Regions from separate parts of the Homo sapiens genome. Here region 2 is linked to region 1. A link is a loop called in an ENCODE intact Hi-C map of the cell type or tissue named here. Cell type or tissue: CD4-positive, alpha-beta T cell. All regions are shown on one strand. Links, peaks and the distances in the headings refer to the core of each region. The heading gives the core; the rest is flanking DNA.

Region 1 (10,693 bases), core at 988-8,987:
GGCCTCTAACCTACTCTGTCTTAGGAGAGACCCTAACTCCCCTAAGTTAGGCCTGCTACCAAATCCCATTCTTTACCTGGGTATACACACCCCACTTACCCAAAGTCCGCTGATCACTGCTGTAGTCTATTTCCTTTGGGTGGGAGGTCTCCTCAGTATCAGCCCTTTTGTGGTTCATGAGAAAAATGTTACTGGACCCCACCCACCACTTACCCAAAGTTAGCCTCTGGGTCGGGGCGGGGGGTTCCTCACTATAGTCCCTTCAGTGGTCACAAGAAAGATGTTACAGCAAAGGGTCTGGAAGAAGACCCCAAGAGAGGGTTCTTAGATCTCGCACGAGTGAATTCAGGGCAAGTCCACAGAGTAAAGTGAAAGCAAGTTTATTAAGAAAGTAAAGGAGTAGGCCAGGTGCGGTGGCTCATGCCTATAATCCCAGCACTTTGGGAGGCCAAGGTGGGCAGATCATGAGGTCAGGAGTTAAAGACCAGCCTGGTCAATATGGTGAAACCCCATCTCTACTAGAAATACAAAAATTAGCTGGATGTGGTGGCATGCACCTGTAGTCCCAGATACTCGGGAGGCTGAGGCAGAAGAATCACTTGAACCCGGGAGGTGGAGTTTGCAGTGAGTTGAGATAGTGCCACTATACTCCAGCCTTGGCAGCAGAGCATGACTCTGTCTAAAAAAAAAAAAAAAAAAAAAAAAAAACAGTAAAGGAGTAAAAGAATGGCTACTCCATAGACAAAACAGCCCCAAGGGCTGCTGGCTGCCCAGTTTTATGGTTATTTCTTGATGATATGCTAAACAAGGAGTACATTATTTCTGCCTCCCCTTTTTAGACCCTATAGGGTAGCTCCCTGACATTGCCATGGCGCTGGTGGGAGTGTAGCATTGAGGACGACCAGAGGTCACTCTCATCGCCATCTTGGTTTTGGGGGATTTATTGCAACCTGTTTTATCAGCAAGGTCTTTATGACCTGTATTTTGTGTGACCTCCTATCTCATCCTGTGACTTAGAATGCCTTAACCATCTGGGAATGCAGCCCAATAGGTCTCAGTCTCATTTTACTCAGCCCCTATTCAAGGTGGAGTTGCTCTGATTTAAATGCCTCTGACAGTTGTCCCCACTTTCAGTTGTTCCATGTTTCCAGACCAAACCAAAGTCTATCTCACTTATACGGATTGGTGTCTTATGTCTCCCTAAAACATATAAAACTAAGCTGTAACCAGACCACAATGGGCACATGTCCTCAGGATCTCCTGAGGCTGTGTCATGGGTCATGGTTCTCATATTTGGCTTAGAATCAATCTCTTCAGATATTTTACAGAGTTTGGTTTTTTTTTTTTTTTTGGCAACAAGTTCCTCATTGCAATATTGCAATTAACCTTAAACAAACTACTGTGTGTCCAGTCTAATGTATCAAAGAAATACAATTATCTGAAAAAGCTCTAAATATGCCTCCTTTTTCCAACTACTAATTTATGAGGCTGGGGTTTTTTCATGAAGTTTAGCCAAGACATTTTGATTGAATGCAGACTCAGATATGAAATCTACAAAGCCAGACTTATTAAATAAGTTTGCAAACATATAAAACAACGCCAATCTTGTAAATATTTTTCTTTTGCCTTGGGGAATATATTATGAGAGTTTGGCTCTGGTTACTATATGCTACAATAGTTTTTAGGGGCTTACTTTCCCCATTGCTTTGTAAATGATTCTAACTCCTAATTGAATTCAATTTCTTTGTTTCTTCTAGTAACATCTATCCCACTCTGATCATTTCCTGAGGTTTCCTAAATGTTCTTTTGTCTTAAGACATAGCCCCACAACCTCTTTTATCTCTTCAGCTTTAAAATATCCCTCAAGGTCACAGACACACACAGAAGGAAGACCATGTGAGGACACAGAAGGAAAAGTCCTGGAGAGAGGCCTCAGAAGAAACCAAATCTGTTAACACCTTGACCCTAGACTTCTAGCCTCTAAAACTGTGAGAAAATGGATTTCTGCCGTGTAAGCCAAAAAAAAGAATAAAATATTTTTAGAACAAAAACAACAAAATAAAATGAAAATAAAAAAGCAGCAGCAATTCCAGCAGACCTTGCCAATCCATCTCTGTTGTATTTTCTGCTTGCAAACTGTCCTAACCTGCTTCAGCGTAAATTCATTAGACACCAGGTGGGGTGGCACAGTGGTGAAGGTCTGTCCCTGCAGCTGTCACAACTCAATCCCACTTAATCTAACTTAATTTCAGAGATTCTCTTCCTTTGGGTAGTCTCTAGCTAACGGTATTCTCCTTCCATTGATGGAGCTATTTCTGTCTTATTATTTTACAAGAATTAATCGCACCACAGTTTCTGTTGTTGCCCAGCATTTGTTCAGGGCCCTTTGTGCCTGCAGAATCTTCTTCACTAATGAGGGCCGTGATCTATCTTGACAAGAGAAGGAGCCTTTTTCATGCTCTTCAGCTCTTTGAGAATTTTCCACTTCCCCCTAGAGATGCTGATTTTTCTAGCCAAGAAATTGCTGTTTCCGTATCTCCTTCTGATTTAAATATACCGCCTCTGTTTAAAATCAGGGCTGGAAGTAAATTAAGCATATAATGGCTTGAACTCGTGTGACTCACCAATCCAGTCTCACAGTAATTGTTTTTCAATGATTTCCCAGGTGAAGTAATGCTGGTCACCATTGGAATAGAGTTTTGCAGGTTTAATGAGCTCTTCTGTTTCTTTCATCCAAATACTCGTCAATACTGCCAAGAAATGTTTGATTTTCCACTGGCGTCACATGGAACGGAGCTGTGTGTTCAAAGGGTCTGGCACTGTCACTGGGCCACATGCCAGTCCTGTGGGGTGGAATGTGTCCTATCTTCTCGGGAATCAACACCAAAAGTCTCACCCTCTTATTTACATAGTTTAAAAAGATTAATTCCAAGAGAAAGAGTACCTAGTTAACTGTTTCCCACATGGTATGTAATTAAAAGCCCAGCCTCTGAAGCCAGATTTCCCGAGTCAAATTCTACTTACATCACTTTACTAGCTGGGTATTTGCGGGTAATTTACTTAACTTCTCTATTCCTTGGTTATTTCATTTATAAAACAGAAATAATGGTAAATCCTACCTTTCTGTGAAGATTCAGTTAAAACCTGTAACATACTTATAGAATAGTACCTGGCACACAGAAAGCATCGAGTTAGTACTAGCTAATGTTAGGGAGGGATTGGTGTTGGAGCATGGATATAATTCTAAGTGGCAGAGGCGATACGTGACAGAAGTGCACATTAAAAATTGTAGTTTTCCTTGTTCTCCATGTGTTCAAAGTACCAGAAACCAGTTGGTGAAGACAGGCTTCCAGTCCAGCTCTAGCCTCCTAGTGAGGACTGCCAGGCTATGGAAACTGGGCCTAGAGTCACGCCCATTAGCCCTCTCTGCCCAGAGCAGAATCCAACCGGGAGTGACAATGACCACAGTATGGTGGATGTCACATCATCTAATGTTGCTAACCTAGGTCTGGATAGTTGATTTGCCCCAGTGTATGGATACGTAAAAGAATTCAGTCCTGTGAAAATATGCTGCATAACAAGAAAAAGGAACACAATGAAGACACAGGGTCTTGATCAATTTCATGATATAAAATGAAAATGTGCCCAAACCCAGCCAGAGCTGGTCGCATCACATGTCACTGTTCTGTGATCGCCTCCACATGCGTGCCTCTCCCATTTCAACTTGGGTGTTTAAGGGCAAGACCAAGTCTCCCTCATCTTTATAACTAAGGAATAACAATAAAGAAAGCTTGTTGGAGAGCTGGGGTTGAGCTTGAAGCATTGTTTTAGACACATAAAGTTTAAGGTGCATATTAGATGTCTGTGTGAAGAAAAGGAGAAATGGAAGAAAGAGAAAAGATGGAGAAATAAACGTGCTAAAATGCGAATTTTATCATTGATTAAAGTTGGGAACTAATAAATAGTGTCTAAATGCACAGTTCCAAGATTGTGCACATAGTCACCCTGCGGCACCCACAGTGAACTCATAGGAATGCCATGGGGGATTTCACCAAAGACATACAAATGGCCAATAAGCACATGAAAAGATGCTCAGATCATTAGGCAGTAAGGAATTGTAATGAAATCCACAATGAGACACCATTGAACACCCACTAAAACAGCTGTAACAACAACAGGGGCAGACCAAAACTAATGCTGGCGAGGGTGTGGAGAAACCGGAACCTCGCACATTGCTGATGCGACTGTAAGCCTGTGCACTTTGGGAAACAGTTGGCAGTTTCTCAAAACAATCAAACATAAACTGCCATCAGTCAGCGAGGCCCTGCCATCCTCCCCAAGGTCTCTTGCTCCTTGATGCCCATTTGATGCCCATCCACACCTCCCGAATCTGTTTCCAGCTTTTTAAGCCTTTGATTACCACTTATCCTTGGATTTTCCATTCAAATAAAATACGAAAGTGCCAATGAGGAGAAGCAGCTACTGAAACGAGTATCTGAGTATCTCCCAGTCTTAAAGTCAGGAGAGATGCCCACAATCATTTGACGCAGAGGGTCCCTTAAGGGCACACGTTTACACCTCCTCTGTGGACCTTGGTCTCCAGGCCCCAGAGTGGGGAAGAACTTACACAGAAGTCACATTCCCTAGAGAAAAGCAGGGAACCAAAGAAGGGGAGGGCTTGTCAGCTCCACTCAGAATGAACAGACAAGAGGGGCCGGGTTATCAATTACCATCTGAAAAGGGAACTGGGAAATACTGCTCAAGAACGAGGCTGCGTAACTTCTGTGAAACTTTTTAAGCTTTGCAGTTGCCCAGTGTTTGCCTATTTTTGCTATCCATTGTTTCCTTCCTCACTGTGATTGTACAAAGTTGAAGAGGTCTTAAAATCAAAGACAGTAAAAGGCTGCCATCTCCTGTTAAGAGCCGCAGATGCACTGGACCATTAAGTGCTTCCCAGCGCCACCTGGTGGCCAGCTTCACTCAGTTTTCATGCCGGCTGGAAGTAAATCCATGAAATGCAAATAACGTAGTGGATCCTCATTGGCCAGCTATCGTGAGACACCTGACGTATTACTGTTAACCAACTCACGCTACTGTGCAATGGAGCGCTGAGACTCATTCCTCCCAACTGCAACTGTGTCCTTGCTGACCAACCTCTCCTCATCAGCCATCCACCCCTGCCCTCCCCAGCCTCTGGTAACCACCATTCTACTCTCTACTTTTAAGGTCAATGAACAATGGTTTAAGTATAAGTGACAAGGAAAATTCACAAAATAGCAGTTAGATTTTTGACTCTGTGGGAGATAAAATACAAGTCACACACCTACACACGCATGTGTTCACAAGAGTGCTACATGCAGATGACTGTGTCACCTGCTGCATGGCACTATGCCACTGAATCCTAACACCTCTAGGTAGACAGTGACAAAGAGTTTAAAGGTTTAAAAGGTTAAGTAATTTGCACAAAGTCACACAGCTAATGAATGATAAGGAGTCACGAACATGGAAAAATTAAAGGTCCATGGTGGTGGACAGGGCCTGATCGTAGGAAGGTCAAGAGACTCTCCCATTTCCTCAGTCCTTTGTAAACAGTCTTCTGATTAAACTCTCCCTGGAAATTTGGTCAAACCATGACACCCCACCCTCAATCCTACCCCCACTAGGGCGAGGCTCCCATGAAGCTCTTGCACCAGTCATGTCTTTTCGTTTTGGTGACACCCGCAGCAAAGTCCTCTCTTGAGGCCAAGCTAGAAGGTTTCTACACATCCCTGCACATCTGGAAGGCTGGGCAGGGAGGTGGATGAGAAACTGAGGAATGAGGCAATGGCAATGATACTGGTCGCAGTAACAATGCATTCTTCCTAGAACATAACTTGGGCCAGATGCTGTCTCCACAACCGGGAGGTGCTGCAATTCCTCCACTGAGTGGACAAGGACACTGAAGGCTGGGAGGTGAGGCAGTCTGCTCAGGATCACAGAGCTAGAAAAGCACAACTTTTATCTGCAGAACCCACACCTCTGACTCAGCTGGCCTGCTTGTGATAGAGTGAAAATGGGAAGTGATGTGGAGGGGAACTGTCCCCAAACAGTCCCCTTCAGCCACTGGGCAACACCTCCATATCTTCCCTGAACCTGATGCAGAGGGAGGAGGAAATGAGAGGCTTGTTTGGAGGCTGATGTGGGGGACACAAGAAGCGGGAAGAGACCATGGAGTAGACATCAATTTCTTTCTGGCTTAACTCATTTTGAATAGGAGCCAAGGGCCTGTGAGTTGAGAAGTTATATCCCTGGAGATCCGGTATGAATCCCAGGGCACAGGAGCTAGGCCAGATTCACTGAGCAGACAGCAAAGACAGGGATCATGGCGTCTGGACCACAGGAAGTCCATTAACCCACACCCTCTACCAACGCCTGGGCGTGAACACCATGCTCTGCAGGGCCTCCTTCTGATACATGAATCTAAACAGGCTGAATGAGCAGATGTGAGAAAGTGAGCTGTATTTCATCTCCGCTATGGGGGTTCCCCAGGTATAATCTGACTTATCAGAAGACCGTATTAAAAACTAGTATTTAGGAATTAACCAGCTACTTGGGGGGCTGAGGCAGGAGGATCACTTAAGCCCAGGAGGCGGAGGTTGCAGTGAGCTGAGATCACTTGACTATACTCCAGCCTGGGTGACATAGTGAGACTCTGTCTCAAAAAAAAAAAAAAAAAGAAATTAAAATTCAGATTTTTAAGGAAGAAAAAAGCCTCTTTATTGAACTGAAACAGTGTCCCAGACTTATCCCATTTTCCTTCTCACTGGGGGAAGGGAAGGACTCTGCTTTAGAATAACCTGGGGGTCACTGGCAGGGCACAGAAGGAAGTGTAGGTGACGCGGGCTGGCCTGGGGCACAATGGGTGGAGCTGCGCAATGGGGCAGAGACACATTACACTGTTTCCTCAGCTCTGTAGATGGCTTAAATAACTCCATAAGATAAAGTTTTCTTAAAATGTGAAGGCAAATTTCACTGATGACTCATCAGTGTATTTGTTCAGAGTAGAGGCCACACAGGCTGTCTTGGAGAAACCCCATTGCCTTCACTTAGAACACACTCAATTCTCCAGATTTGTCAGAGAAGGTGGCTCTTACATCCCCCTCTGACTGTGTGGCTCCTGTCCCAGGCACAGCTGCCCTGGCGCTGTGATGACAGAGGAGGGTCAACATTGCCAATAGTGTCTGTGCATCTGGGCTGAGCAGAAACAAGGAAGGGGAAGCGTCCTCAGTATTCTATGTGGAAAGGATAGTCTTTGTGATTTTTAGTTCTGAAAAACAGAAAAACAAATCAAAAATAGGAACAAAGAATGATTATTTTTTAAGAGAAACATTTTAAATGGTATATACTTTTAAACTCCCCAGTGCATGAAATTAGCTTCATTCAGTGGCTCATCTTCAAACAGGAAAGAATTATAATGAGAAAGTTTAATTAATCTAAAATGTGTATGATAAATACCTATTCAGACACCAATCATTCAATCTGTATATTCTTCCCTCTGTTTTAAAAAGAAGGAGCCATATTTACATGGGGAACATGGCCAGTCGGAGATTCCTGTTTAGGCTGAGGATGTTATCCATATCGTGCTGTGTTAATTCAAAATCAAACACCTGGAACCAAAACACAATGTTTGTAGAAAACTTAGTTTAATTCACATTTAATGGAGCACATGTTACCTACATAGCACAGTGCTAGACCTGCAAGGGACACAAAGATGTAAAACAAACACTTCATCAGACACTTGGAACTTCCCTGAATCACAGCCTGGATTCCCCAAATGCCCTTTGATTTTGATCATGTGACTGGTGTTGGCTTGGCCTTGGCTACATTTAGGAAGCCTTGGACAGATGGAAATATATACTGCACTCATCTTAGTGGAATAAAGGACATATGGGAATTGTTAAAAGTTATAGCGGCTGGGCGCGGTGGTTCACGCCTGTAATCCCAGCACTTTGGGAGGCCAAGATGGGCAGACCACGAGGTCAGGAGTTTGAGACCAGCCTGGCCAATATGGTGAAACCCCATCTCTACTAAAAATTTAAAAATTAGCCGGACATGGTGGCATATGCCTCTAGTCCCAGCTATTCAGGAGGCTGAGGCAGGAGAACCGCTTGAACCCAGGAGGTGGAGGTTGCAGTGAGCCGAGATCGCACCACTGCACTCCAGCTTGGATGACAGAGTGAGACTCCATCTCAAAAAAAAAAAAAAGGATGGCACAGAATTTTTCCCACTGACTCTGCTACCCCTCAAAACCCCAACAAAACAATTTGTTCCATACACCTGCCAACTAGGGACCCACTTGGCCCTGGGACTATGAACTCTAACAGTACCCATATCACAGAGTACATTTTCTGAGTGATCCATTTTTCTTCCTTGAAAATAGTATTCTTCTCAGCCCTTCCCTCCCCTTTTGTTGTCCCCACACACTGAGGAACAGGACCCATGGCCACAGCATCAGCATCCACCCCGGCCTGGCAGAGTGGCTGTCTTGCGGCGGGAGGAGGGGTGCACTGAGTGATTCCAATGCAAGGACCTGGAGCACCCCAGGCTCTTCCCCACAAGAGCCTTCCCCTCCTGAGGGCAGGAGAAAGTAGCCTCAGCGTGTCATCTGGAGGTAGTGGGGAGTGCTGGGGCCGGGGTAGGCGGATTCTTGGGTTTAAGGGGAACAGCAAGCAGTTCTAGAAGACTCCTTATAAAGGGTAGGCAGCCTTGCAGCAGCAGTTCTGAGCGGCACTGGGGCCACAGGGGGCGGGCCGGGGCAGCCCCCTGCACTGGATGCCTTTCTCCTCCCTGGTGAGTCTTGTGGACCTGGCTCCCACCTCCTCCTGACAGCATAAGCACTTCCTCCGGCCCCTCCTAACCCGCCGCTGCTGTCTGTCCTCAGCCATCAGATCACTTCGGCTTTGGCCCTCAGGTCTCACGTCAGCCTGGTCCTGTCTCACTGCCTGAGGATGGCATTTCCCCTCAGTGTGTAGCAGACCTAACAGAGGAATGGGGGCATCTCAGCTGGGCCCAAGGTCCCCGTGTCACATTCACTTTTGCTAGGCCATGGGGATCCCGGGCATTGAGAGCCACGACGGCAGAAGGGCAGAACTGGGGCGATGTGGCCCCCTGCCACCTGCTGAGCTGCTCACTCGGTGGCTCCTCCCATGGGAGGGTCAGATAATCTTCCCCAGCCTATGTCCTCCCAGGGGCAATCCTAGCTGCCCTGCAGGGCACAGAGGGCACCTTAGGCCAGGCCCCCATTGAGGGGTGACAGCATGCTGGCAGCCCCCATTGAGGGGTGACAGCATGCTGGCAGCCCTCACAACCCTCACTAGCTCTCCGGGCCTCCTCTGCCTGGGCTCCCACTTTGGCGGCACTTGAGGAGCCCTTCAGCCCACCGTTGCACTGTGGGAGCCCCTTCCTGGGCTGGCCGAGGCCGGAGTCGGCTCCCTCAGCTTGCGGGGAGGTGTGGAGGGAGAGACGCCGGTGGGAATCGGGGCTGCGCGTGGTGCTTGCAGGCCAGCACGAATTCCGGGTGGGTGTGGGCTTGGTGGGCCCGGCACTCGGAGCGGCTGGCAAGCCCTGCTGGCCCTGGGCAATGAGGGGCTTAGCACTCGGGCCAGCGGCTGAGGAGGGCGTGCTAGGTCCCCCAGCAGTGCTGGCCCACCGGCGCTGCGCTCCATTTCTCGCCAGGCCTTAGCTGCCTCCCCGCAGGGCAGGGCTCGGGACCTGCAGCCCGCCATGCCTGAGCCTCCCCTGACCCTCCGTGGGCTCCTCTGCAGCAGGAGCCTCCCCAACGAGCACCGCCCCCTGCTCCATGGCACCAGGTCCCATAGACCACCCAAGGGCTGAGGAGTGCCGGCACACCGCCCGGGACTGGCAGGCGCCTTCACCTGCGGCCCCGTGCGGGATCCACTGGGTGAAGCCAGCTAGGCTCCTGACTGGTGGGGACTTGGAAAACCTTTATGTCTAGCTAGGGGATTGTAAATACACCAATCGGCACTCTGTATCTAGCTCACGGTTTGTAAACACACCAATCAGCACCCTGTGTCTAGCTCACGGTTTGTGAATGCACCAATCGACACTCTGTATCTAGCTACTCTGGTGGGGACTTGGAGAACCTTTGTGTTGACACTCTGTATCTAGCTAATCTAGTGGGGATGTGGAGAACCTTTGTGTCTAGCTCAGGGATTGTAAATGCACCAATCAGCACCCTGTCAAAACAGACCACTCGGCTCTCTGTAAAATGGACCAATCAGCAGGATGTGGGTGGGGCCAGATAAGAGAATAAAAGCAGGCTGCCCAAGCCAGCACTGGCAACCCACTCCCGTCCCCTTCCACACTGCGGAAGCTTTGTTGTTTCGGTCTTTGCAATAGATCTTGCTGCTGCTCACTCTTTGGGTCCACACTGCCTTTATGAGCTGTAACACTCACCGCAAAGGTCTGCAGCATCACTCCTGAAGCCAATAAGACCACGAACCCACCGGGAGGAACGAACAACTCCAGACGCGCCACCTTAAGAGCTGTAACACTCACCGCAAAGGTCCTCACCTTCACTCCTAAGCCAGTGAGACCATGAACCCACCAGAAGGAAGAAACTCCGAACACATCCGAACATCAGAAGGAACAAACTCCGGACACACCACCTTTAAGAACTGTAACACTCACCGCA
Region 2 (10,693 bases), core at 1,863-9,862, 1.0 Mb before region 1:
TAAACCATAACAATATATGCATCATAAAAGCAGTTTCTTTCTAATCCATGATGACACCTGCTAGCCAGGTATCGTATCAATTCTTCACAGGTCATCCATTTTGGAGTATATTTAGAAACTATATTCATTATGATTTTTTTTATTTAGAATATTCAGAAACATCTGCTGAGAGCAAATTCTTTAGACTTGGACTTTAAAATAAACCCTCTAACATTCTGTGAGCCAAAGGCCATCTTGCAAGGGTTTAGTGGAATTTTTTTTTTTTTTTGGAGACAAAGTCTCGCTCTGTCACCCAGTCTGGAGGGCAGTGGCACGATCTTGGCTCACTGCAACCTCCACCTCCTGGGTTCAAGCGATTCTTCTGCCTCCCAAGTAGCTGGGACTACGGGTGCCCACCACCATGCCCAGCTAATTTTTGTATTTTTAGTAGAGACAGGGTTTCACCATGTTGGCCAGACTGGTCTCAAACTCCTGACCTCAAGTGATCTGCCCACCTCGCCCTCCCAAAGTGCAGGGATTACAGGCATGAGCCACCGCGCCTGGCCTAGTGGGATCTTTCTGATGCTTCAAAGACTCGCAGGTACCTAACTACTCACTCTAGGGCTGGAAAGGGCAGCTGCTCTGCCCAGGAAGGGACACAGCTTCTCTGCTGGAGGGAAAGCAGCAGAATCACCAGTGCCCCTGAACTCAGCACACCAGGAACCTCAGTGCTGATTTCTGCACCCAGAGTGGGAAGCTTGTTCAAAAGTGTTTTTTTGGCTACGTGATTATTTGTGGTGATATTTTTACTTACAAAGCAAATTCAATAAGCCTTTTAGAAAGTTTTTTGTACCATTTAAAGTGTGTTTCCAGAGCATTCAGGCGTATGAAGAGGATGTATCCTATATCTTGTTAACTTGCTCTGTTGCTTCTTGCTTTAGATAAGTTTCTTTTTCTTTTTTTTTTTTTTTTGAGGCAGAGTCTTGCTCTGTCACCCAGGCTGGCGTGCAGTGCTCACTGCAACCGCCACCTCCTGGGTTCAAGCGATTTTCCTGCCTCAGCCTCCCGAGTAGCTGGGATTACAGGCATGCACCACCACGCCCGGCTAATTTTTTAATTTTTATTAGAGATGGGGTTTCACCATGTTGGTCAGGCTAGTCTCACACTCTTGACCTCATGATCTGCCTACCTCAGCCTCCCAGAGTGCTGGGATTACAGGCATGAGCCACCACGCCCAGCCTAGATAAATTTCTTAAATCCTCTCTAACTGGTTTTGTTATCTTTAAAACTATTTTCAACCCAATCAGGTTAGAAACAAAAATATTTTGATCTAGTATAGGTGAAGTTGTGAAGATGGATTACGGAAGATATTGAAAGAATTGATATTTTTATTGGGCACTATCAACTCATGAGGTCAGTATTGCTCCAGGGATTGTGTTTTAAGTCCATGTGATTTTTGTCACCCCTCAGCCCTGCATCTGGCCTGTGCAGGTCAGCACTTGGCCTGTGCCAAGTTTCTCCTGCAGTCGGGACTGAAGGATTCTGAAGACATCACGGGCACCCTGGCTCAGCAGCTCCCAAGGAGAGCAGATGTCCTTCAGGGCTCTGGCCATAGCGCAATGACATAAGGATGTTTCCAAGAGGAGGCAATAAAGTGCATGGTAATTCATATCCTGCTTCTTAAGTCAGTCACAGATTCAGCGAAACCAGTTGGAAGCCAGTTTTCCATCTCCTCCACTTCCTCCCTTCCCTCATCCTGCATGTTCCACTCCTGCTGAGGAGTTCCCAGTGATCAGGGGGCTGAGTTCCCAGCTCCATGACAGGCACATTATGGAGTCCCAAGCACAGTCATAATCTTCCCGTAGTCCATATTTCACTCTTTGTACTCTTAAAGTAGAATAGATAACGTTTGCGCGATCAGGCTGTGGGATCCTTAGAGAAGCATGTACCATGCATGAATATAATATAGCATACACACTTTCACAAACATATGAAATATCTTATAGTAACTGCTGCATGGTAAGGCTGTGATAATAATAACAAAAATATCACATACGTTGCTATTAGCTTGAGCTATAAAATGCAGTTGGCCCATTTAATTTCTTCCTTCATAAGCTTTTACTTGGCCATTACAATGGTTCACTTTTGGTTTCGTAGCCAAGAAGGACATACTTATAATCTGTTTACACAGGCATTTACAAGAAATTAATAAAAACTTTTATATATTCTAAGCACTGCTAGTTAAGCTATCAAGTTTTAATCTTGAGGGTTTTTGTTTGTTTTAATAGATAAATTCAGTATTGACCCCCTTCAAGTAATAAATACATGTAAAAAATGTAACTAAGGACCGGGCATGGTGGCCCGTGCCTGTAATCCCAGCACTTTGGGAGGCTGAGGCAGACAGATCACTTGAGGCCGGGAGTTCAAGACCAGCCTGGCCAACATGATAAAACCTCATCTCTACTAAAAATACAAAAATTAGCCAGCTGTGCTGGTGCATGCCTGTAGTCCCAGCTACCAGTGAGGCTGAGGCCCGAGAATTGCCTGAACCCAGGAGGCAGAGGTTGCAGTGAGCTGAGATAGCGCCACTGCACTCCAGCCTGGGCGACAGAGCATGACTCCGTCTCAAAAAAAAAAAGAAAAAAAGAAAATGTAACTAAGATATTTACAAAACTTCTGTTAACCTGAGTTTAAGAATGGGGTTTTGTCTTTAAAACCCATTTTTCTGGCCTGTCCCATCCACCCACGGAAGCCTGTGACTTAAGGAATGAAACACTTGACATTTAGCTTTAAAAAATATTATAGCCTCTTAAACGGAGTAAAGATAGGATGAGTCCTCAGGCATTTAGATTCTTTTTCTACTTTTTTTTCCTTTTCTTTCTTTTCCTTTTTTGATCCTTCTCTCTGAATTGCAAAGAATAATTATTAGTCTAGATCAGGCTTTTTAATCATTGTATGCATCAGTCACAAGCAACATTGAATCCTCTTATTCAGTGTGATCCAGTAAGTGCTTATTACACACCCACCTTACTCTCAGCGTTGGGCTCGGTTTGGCACAGAGCAAGAATTTCCCGTTCGTCTTAATTATTCCCAGATGGCATCAGCGGATTCCTGTTTCTAACCACCAAATCAGTGTTCTGGTAGAAACACTCCTGTCTTGTGACCTCTAAATTACACACTCTCCATCTGCACTGATTTGAGATGTAGTTACCACTTTTCTGTTCCTCCAGAGATGCCTGCGTCAATGCCCTCTAGGTCTGAAGATGGTCCTGTTGTGCGGCTATTTCACGTGTACAGGTGGGACTGAAAGATCAGTCTGGGACTGCCCTCTTTCCCCTCAGCACACACATGAGCAGCTTTGTGTTTGCAGCAGCTGCGTGCACGATCAGCTTCCACTTGGCTTTGCTTCTGCCCTTACAAACCAGCTGATGATGATGACACAGCATGTTACACTGTTGTCCCCGGTTTTCCTAGATTCCACGCACCTTTGTAATAGAAACCGTGGTTACTGGATGCCACTGCTGAAACTACTAAACACCCAGAGATGGCAGTGATTATAAGAACATTAATCGTGGGCTGGGCGCGGTGGCTCATGCCTGTAATCCCAACACTTTGGGAGGCTGAGGTGGGTGGATCACCTGAGGTCAGGAGTTCAAGACCTGCCTGGCCAACATGGTGAAACCCAGTTTCTTCTAAAAATACAACAATTAGCCCGGCGTGGTGGCATGCGCCTGTAATCCCAGCTACTTGGGAGGCTGAGGCAGGAGAATCGCTTTAACTCCGGAGGCGGAGGTTGCAGTGAGCCGAGATCGTGCCACTGTACTCCAGCCTGGGTGACAGAGCAAGACTCCATCTCAAAACAAAACAAAACAAAAAAATTAGCCTGGCATGGTGGCAGGCGCCTGTAATCCCAGTTACTTGAGAGGCTAAGGCAGGAGAATCGCTTGAATCTGGGAGGCAGAGGTTGCAGTGAGCCGAGATTGCACTACTGCACTCCAGCCTGGGTGACAGAATGAGACTCTGTCTCAAAAAAAAAAAAAAAAAGAACATTAATTGCAGCAAAGAGAGTAGCAATAATAGAATAATAACCAGATGTTTCCATAACAATAATATATGAAGAATGCTCTGGCAATGATAACTAATATTTTTCTATTACTCCCTAATTATAGTTACTTTACTCACCTCCTTTGGGTCTTTACCTACAAGCCACCTTCTCAGCGAGGCCTGCCCAGGCCACCCTATCTAAAATTGTGTCCTTTTCTTCAACATTTGATATCTTCTTTCCCCAGTTTATTTTTTCTTCTTAGCATTTGCTATTAGCAAATGTACCATATAATTTATTTATTTTGTTGATTGTTTTTCTCCCCGACTGGTATGCAGGCTCCTTGGACTGATTTTTGTCATTTAAATTTAAAATTATTATATAGTTAATGAATGGGCGATAAAAGCCCTTTATGTGCATTGAGCACTTAGTAAATGCGAGATAGTGTGCTAAGCCCTTACCTAGATTGTCTCATTTTGTCCTCTGACTCTTGCACCCTGCAGCCCCTTCTCATTATTATTCCCTCTGGAGCATCTTTTCCCATACACACTTTCATGAAGAGTCTCTACTTGATACCCTCAGCTCATAGGCACCTCCCACCCCCCGCAGTCTGGCGTCGTTGTTGCTGCTCTGTGCAGACTCTTCCTTTCAGATACCAGTGACGTCCTGCTTGCCATTTCAAGTGATGTACTTTTAGCCCTTAGATTACTGACCCTTTCAGTTCACTTACTGATCACTACCCCTTCTGGACTGTTGCCACATGCAATAATGCACTCCTGGGTTTTTCTTTCTGCCTTTTCCTTCTCTGCCTCTGCACTCCTCTGTCAGGCTGGCCCTCCGTGCTCATGCGTACCAGCTTCTGTCTCCAGCATCTCCGTCATTCTGGATTTTCTCCTGAAGCGTTGTCGTCCATGCCTCGGGTTTCAGCTACACCCTAATGTCAGTAACACTCAGATCTCTCTCTAGCCCTTACTTTCCACTGCCTGCTTACGTTTCTGCATGGATGTTCTGAGGCCATCTCACATTCAGTTTATTCAAAACCCAGCCTTCCCCACAACCCACTGACATACAGGCCTGCATTCCTGCCTTGGTTGGTGGCATCACAGCTCACCCAACCTGTGTTGGAAAGCTGGGGGTCAGTCATGACTCCTCCCTCTTAAGGAGTCCCTGCAGAGGACAGCTGCTGGGCGGCTCTCTAATCTGCCTGTTCCACACCATCCCTACTGCGACTCCTGCCCAAGCTCTCTCACTCTCCTCCTAGAGAGTGGCAGCCATGTCTTAAATACACCTCTCCAAGTCCTCAAATCCACCCTCCACATGGCTGCCAGGGCGTTCTCACTAATGTGACCAAGGGCATTGATTGCCAATTGTGGCTTAACCTGCCTCCCAGAGCACGTACTACACTTGCCAGGATTTCTGATTGCCTTAACTAACACCCACTTCCACCAGGGCTGTCAGCTTGTCCTAAAAGCACACCCGCTCCCATGGTGAGTGTGTGTTACTAAGCTCAATCAAAGCAGAAGTCTCGCCCAGGCACGATGGCTTACACCTGTAGTCCCAGTATTATGGGAGGCTGAGGCAGGCAGATCACAAGGTCAGGAGATCGAGACCATCCTGGCCAACATGGTGAAATCCCGTCTTTACTAAAAATACAAAAATTAGCCAGGCGTGGTGGCACCCGCCTGTAATCCCAGCTACTTGGGAGGCTGAGGCAGGAGAATCACTGGAACCCGGGAGTTGGAGGTTGCAGTGAACCAAGATCACCACTGCACTCCAGCCTGGCAACAGAGCGAGACGCCGTCTCAAAAAAAAAAAGCAGAAGTCGCTGAAAAGAGATGCAAAGAGGTAAAAATTGTAATGACCTGAAAATAGCGAGGACCTAACATATATTACCAAAAAAACTTACACGAGAAAATACACAAGACAAGAGGGAAAGGATCACAAAATGGAAACGAGATGGCAAAAGTCAGGCTAAAGAAGCTGGAGGGAACTATAGGGAGGGTGCTCAGACAGTGAGAAGAGGGAGGAGCAAGCACTGAATTTAATTTAACCCAGGACGTTGCTAGAATCCACCAGCAGGTGGCAGACCAGAAAAATGTCCCTTTTAATCTCCCAGACTTTTGTTTGTAAGGCCTATTGTAAAATACAGAAGATAGTAAAGGAGAAAACAAAAATAATCTATAGTTCCACCACCCAGATGGAACCACTCTTATTTTCCCTTAGTCTTTAAAAATGCATATAGGGCTGAGCACGGTGGCCCCTACCTATAATCCCAGCACTTTGGGAGGCCGAGGCGGGCAGATCACTTGAGGTCAGGAGTTCAAGACTAGCCTGGCTAATATGGTGAAACCCCATCTCTGCTAAACATACAAAAATTGTCCAGGCGTGCTGGGGACGGTGGCTCATGCCTGTTATCCCAGCACTTTGGGAGGCCGAGGCGGGCGGATCATGATGTCTGGAGATCGAGACCATCCTGGCTAACACAGTGAAACCCTGTCTGTACTAAAAATACAAAAAAGTTAGCTGGGCATGGTGGCATGCGACTGTAGTTCCAGCTGCTTGGGAGGCTGAGGCAGGAGAATTGCTTAAACCCGGGAGGCGGAGGTTGCAGTGAGCTGAGATCATGTCACTGCACTCCAGCCTGGGCGACAGAGCAAGACTCTGTCTCAGAAAAAAAAAAAAAAAAAGATTAGCCAGGTGTGGTGGGGCACACCTGTAGTCCCAGCTGCTTGGAAGGCTGAGGCATAGAATCGCTTGAACCCAGGAGGCAGAGGCTGCAGTGAGCCGAGATCACACCACTGCACTCCAGCCTGGGTGACAGAGTGAGACTCCCTCTCAAGAAATAAAAAATAAAATGCAGGGCCGGGCGCGGTGGCTCACGCCTGTAATGCCAGCACTTTGGGAGGCCAAGGGGGGCAGATCACGAGGTCAGGAAATTAAGACCATCTTGGCTAACACGGTGAAATCCCGTCTCTACTAAAAATACAAAAAATTAGCCGGGTGTGGTGGCGGGCGCCTGTAGTCCTAGCTACTCGAGAGGCTGAGGCAGGAGTATGGCGTGAATCCAGGAGGTGGAGCTTGCAGTGAGCTGAGATCGCGCCACTGCACTCCAGCCTGGGCAACAGAGTGAGATTCCATCTCAAAAAAAATACCTACATAAAAAATAAATAAAATGCATACGGTTGAGCTGATGCTGCACGTGCAGTTTTTCCCTTAACTTTGTTTATTTATTTATTTTGGAGACAGTCTTGCTGTGTCACCCAGGCCGGGGTATAGTGGCGTAATCTCGGCTCACTGCAGCCTGCACCTCCTGGGTTCAAGCAATTCTCATACCTCAGCCTCCTGAGTAGCTGGGATTACAGGCGCCCTCCACCATGCCTGGCTAATTTTTGTATTTTTAGTAGAGACAGGGTTTCACCATGTTGGCCAGGCTGGTCTCAAACTCCTGACCTCGAGTGATGCGCCCGCCTCAGCCTCCCAAAGTGCTAGGTTTACAGGTGTGAGCCACCACACTTGGCCCTCTAACTTTATTTTACAAGCAAATCCTAATGCTCTTTAAAACTTTGTGAATGTCGTGTTTCATGGCCGTCTTATGCTCCATCGTATTACTGTCCATATTGAGTCTTGTGTGTTGCCTCTTTCATTGGTTTCCGTTTTTTTAAGATGTAGACAGAGTAATCTCTGTCAAATTCAACTGGAGGCAAGGGCGGCAGGTTGGGGACAGAAACGGCTGTTGGATTTGATCACTGGAGGTTGGGCCATGCGAGTGGGTGGGAGATATGGGCTGCACAGGGGCCTGAGCAACTCTCTGCACCCTTGGCTGCATTGTGTGGTGAAGGAAAGGAAAGAAGAAAGCAGTTTGACAGGACAGTAGTTTTCTCCGAGAGGGTGAGTGAGGGGATGAGCATGTGGCATGTTTACAGACTGGGAAAGGAGCCCACAGAGGGAGGAAGCCAGCGGTGAGGGAGTGAGGGCTCTGTGGGATAAGGCTCTTCGGAAGGTGTGGGAAGTAGGCTTAGAAGCCCTTGGGGAGCTCAGCTCCAGATGCAGAAGGAGAGTTTCCTTCTCAGAGGCATGAAGGAAAGAAGAAGGGCAAGAAGGAAGAAAAGTTCAGGGCAGAGCCCACGTGGGCGCCTCATTCAATGCCAGTATCTAGGAGGGTGGGGGATTTGTGGAGCACATTTATTACGTTTCCTACAAGAATGGATAATAATGTGGACTTACATTTGGCAGTTTTTACACTTTTTTAAATTACACTCTTTCAGTTGGAAAGAGTGATGTGGTGTGATATTTATTTATTTATTTATTTATTTATTTATTTATTTATTTGAGTTGGAGTCTAGCTCTGTCGCCCAGGCTAGAGTGCAATGGCTCAATCTCGGCTCACAGCAACCTCTGCCTCCCGGGTTCAAGCGATTCTCCTGCCTCAGCCTCCTGAGTAGCTGGGATTACAGGCGTGCGCCTCCACACCTGGCTAATTTTTCTATTTTTAGTAGAGACAGGGTTTCTCCATGTTGGTCAGGCTGGTCTCGAACTCCCAACCTCAGGTGATCCGCCCACCTTGGCCTCCCAAAGTGCTGGGATTACAGGCGTGAACCACCAAGCCTGGCTGCGTGACATGATTTTTACTGAGAAGGAAACAAGATGGGAGTGAGGGCTGGCCTCTGCCAATCGTGGTGACGACAGGGACTTGATTGGCCTGTGTGATTAACCCACCCTGCAGCATTTGCAGAACCTGCCTCCTCCTACCATGCTGAAAATGTGATTGACTTGATACTGAGGACAGGCCTGGGCGCTCCTGGGAAAGCACGGGGAGTGGATGCATTTATCGGCCCATGCTCTGTGCAGCTTCTGGCCTGAGCACAGCAACAGGAGGGTTCTGCAGGCATTTCAACCAACATGACACCTCTCCTGGCTTCACCACAGGTGAACCAGGTCTCTTGTTACTCTTCCTACTCTGGAAGGCCCAAAGCATCCTGAAGGGGAGTGACACCCTGGGGGTAATTGAAACAACATTTTAAAAATAGCAATGGCCAGGCACGTGGCTCACGCCTGTAATCCCAACACTTTGGGAGGCCAAGGCGGGCAGATGGCTTGAGACCAGCCTGGACAACATGGTGAGACCCTGCCTCTACAAAAAATACAAAAAATTAGCTGGGCGTGGTGTGCCTGTAGTCCCAGCTACCAAGGAAGCTGAGGTGGGAGAATTCCTTGAGCCCAGGAGGTCAAGGCTGCAGTGAGCTATGATTGCACTTTTGTATTCCAGCCTGGGTGACAGAGCAAAACCCTGTTTCAAAAAAAAAAAAAAAAAGCAGTAGGGAGGGAATGAGGACTGGCTGGTGCCCGGGCAGAGTCGCAGGGAAGAGAGGCCAAGAGCCAACGCTGACCTCACTGTGCGGGTGCACTGGGGGCCCCTGCGAAGCTGACCTCACTGCGCAGGTGCACTGGGGGCCTCCGTGAAGGGGTCGGTGAGGAGCTGGACAAAGATCAGAGCAGGTTTGAGAGAGAATGGGAAGGCAGAACCTGGAGCTTGCAAATGAAGCAGTGGAGAGGGATGTGGATCGATGTTTTGGTTTTTTTAATGGAGCAGATTACAGTTTACAGATTGCTGAGAGAATGGTCCAACAGAAAGTGAGGAGGAGGAATGAGTCTAATGTCTGTACGAAGCAACTAGAGTCTTGTTAAAATGCAGATTCCTTCAAACCTAGGGATCCTGAAAAAAAGAAAAATGCAGATTCTCAGAGGGAGAGAGTCCAGGGGTGCGGGGGCCAGTCAAAAAAACTACCTACTGGATACCATGCTAAGTGATGCGATCCTTACTGCAGACCTCAGCATCACGCGATATACCCAGGTAACAAACCTGCACATGTACCCCCTGTATTTAAAATAAAAGTTGAAATTAGAAACTATTAAAGATGCAGATTCCCACCCACCCACCCCTCCCCCCAGCAACCCCCAGCTGCTTCCAGCTAGTTCCCAGGGGCGGCCATAGCTGCTGCATTGAGTAGCTTCTTGTGCATGAGGAGAAATACTCGCGTTCACCCTGCCGGTTCCTCCCCAGCCTCAAGAGGGAAAGCTGAGCAGAAGGGTGCTGAGCAGGAGCTGGGGCCCTTGGTGCTGGGAAACACCAAGCTGTCTTCTAGGTGCTTCGACTTCTCAGTGAAATAGGAAAGCAGGTGATCAGCTGAGAGTGAGGATGTGGTATGGGAGGTCTGACGAGTTAGGGAAGGGTGAAATAGTCCATTAGGGGAGCAAAGGCCTGGGCAGTGCTTCTCAGGCCCCCACCTTGCTGGACACAGGTGGCTGGGCAGCCCCAGAGAGCTGGGCCTGTAGGTCCAGGGTGGACTCTAGGAATTTGCATTTCCTTTGTTCTTTTCCTTTTTGTAATGGTTTTACTGAGGTATAATTGGTACACAAAGCTGCACATCCTTGATATATACAGTTTGATTAATTCAGACATATTTGTGCTCCCAGGAAACTATCACCACGGCCAAGGCAATAAACACATCCCTCGCCTCCAAAAGCAGGGTATCTAATCTTTTGTCTCCCTTGGGCCACATTGGAAGAAGAATGATTGTCTTGGGCCACACATAAACTACACTATCACTAAAGATAGCTGATGAGCTTTAAAAAAAAAAATCGCAAAACATCTCAATGTTTTAAGAAAATTTA

The links. Hi-C counts contacts between places; a loop is a spot of excess contacts. Peaks named below come from ENCODE experiments on the same cell type or tissue, not always from the same donor. Only the 100,000 strongest peaks of a DNase experiment are listed, where the experiment ranks them.
Region 2: a loop joins it to region 1, with 4 times the contacts of the local background. A loop is called at or near these places in 3 of 110 quality-filtered maps.

The regions. Positions count from the first base shown.
Region 1 is chr10:4,844,101-4,854,793 of GRCh38, reverse strand. AKR1E2 (aldo-keto reductase family 1 member E2) reads right to left here. Exons shown (of 10, transcript NM_001040177.3): 9 at 7,564-7,646; 10 at 6,732-7,306. The coding sequence ends at 7,264. Among named protein-coding and RNA genes, the nearest start is that of AKR1E2, 23 kb to the right of the region's middle. RefSeq lists an enhancer at 4,803-5,097. In CD4-positive, alpha-beta T cell, for the core only: a CTCF peak has its summit at 4,942 (motif pointing left); DNase peaks (open chromatin) are centred at 4,963, 6,063 and 7,091.
Region 2 is chr10:5,869,044-5,879,736 of GRCh38, reverse strand. It overlaps ANKRD16 (ankyrin repeat domain 16), which reads left to right. Exons shown (of 8, transcript NM_019046.3): 7 at 1,450-1,640. The coding sequence ends at 1,607. Among named protein-coding and RNA genes, the nearest start is that of ANKRD16, 16 kb to the left of the region's middle. In CD4-positive, alpha-beta T cell, for the core only: a CTCF peak has its summit at 6,098 (motif pointing right); a DNase peak (open chromatin) is centred at 6,076.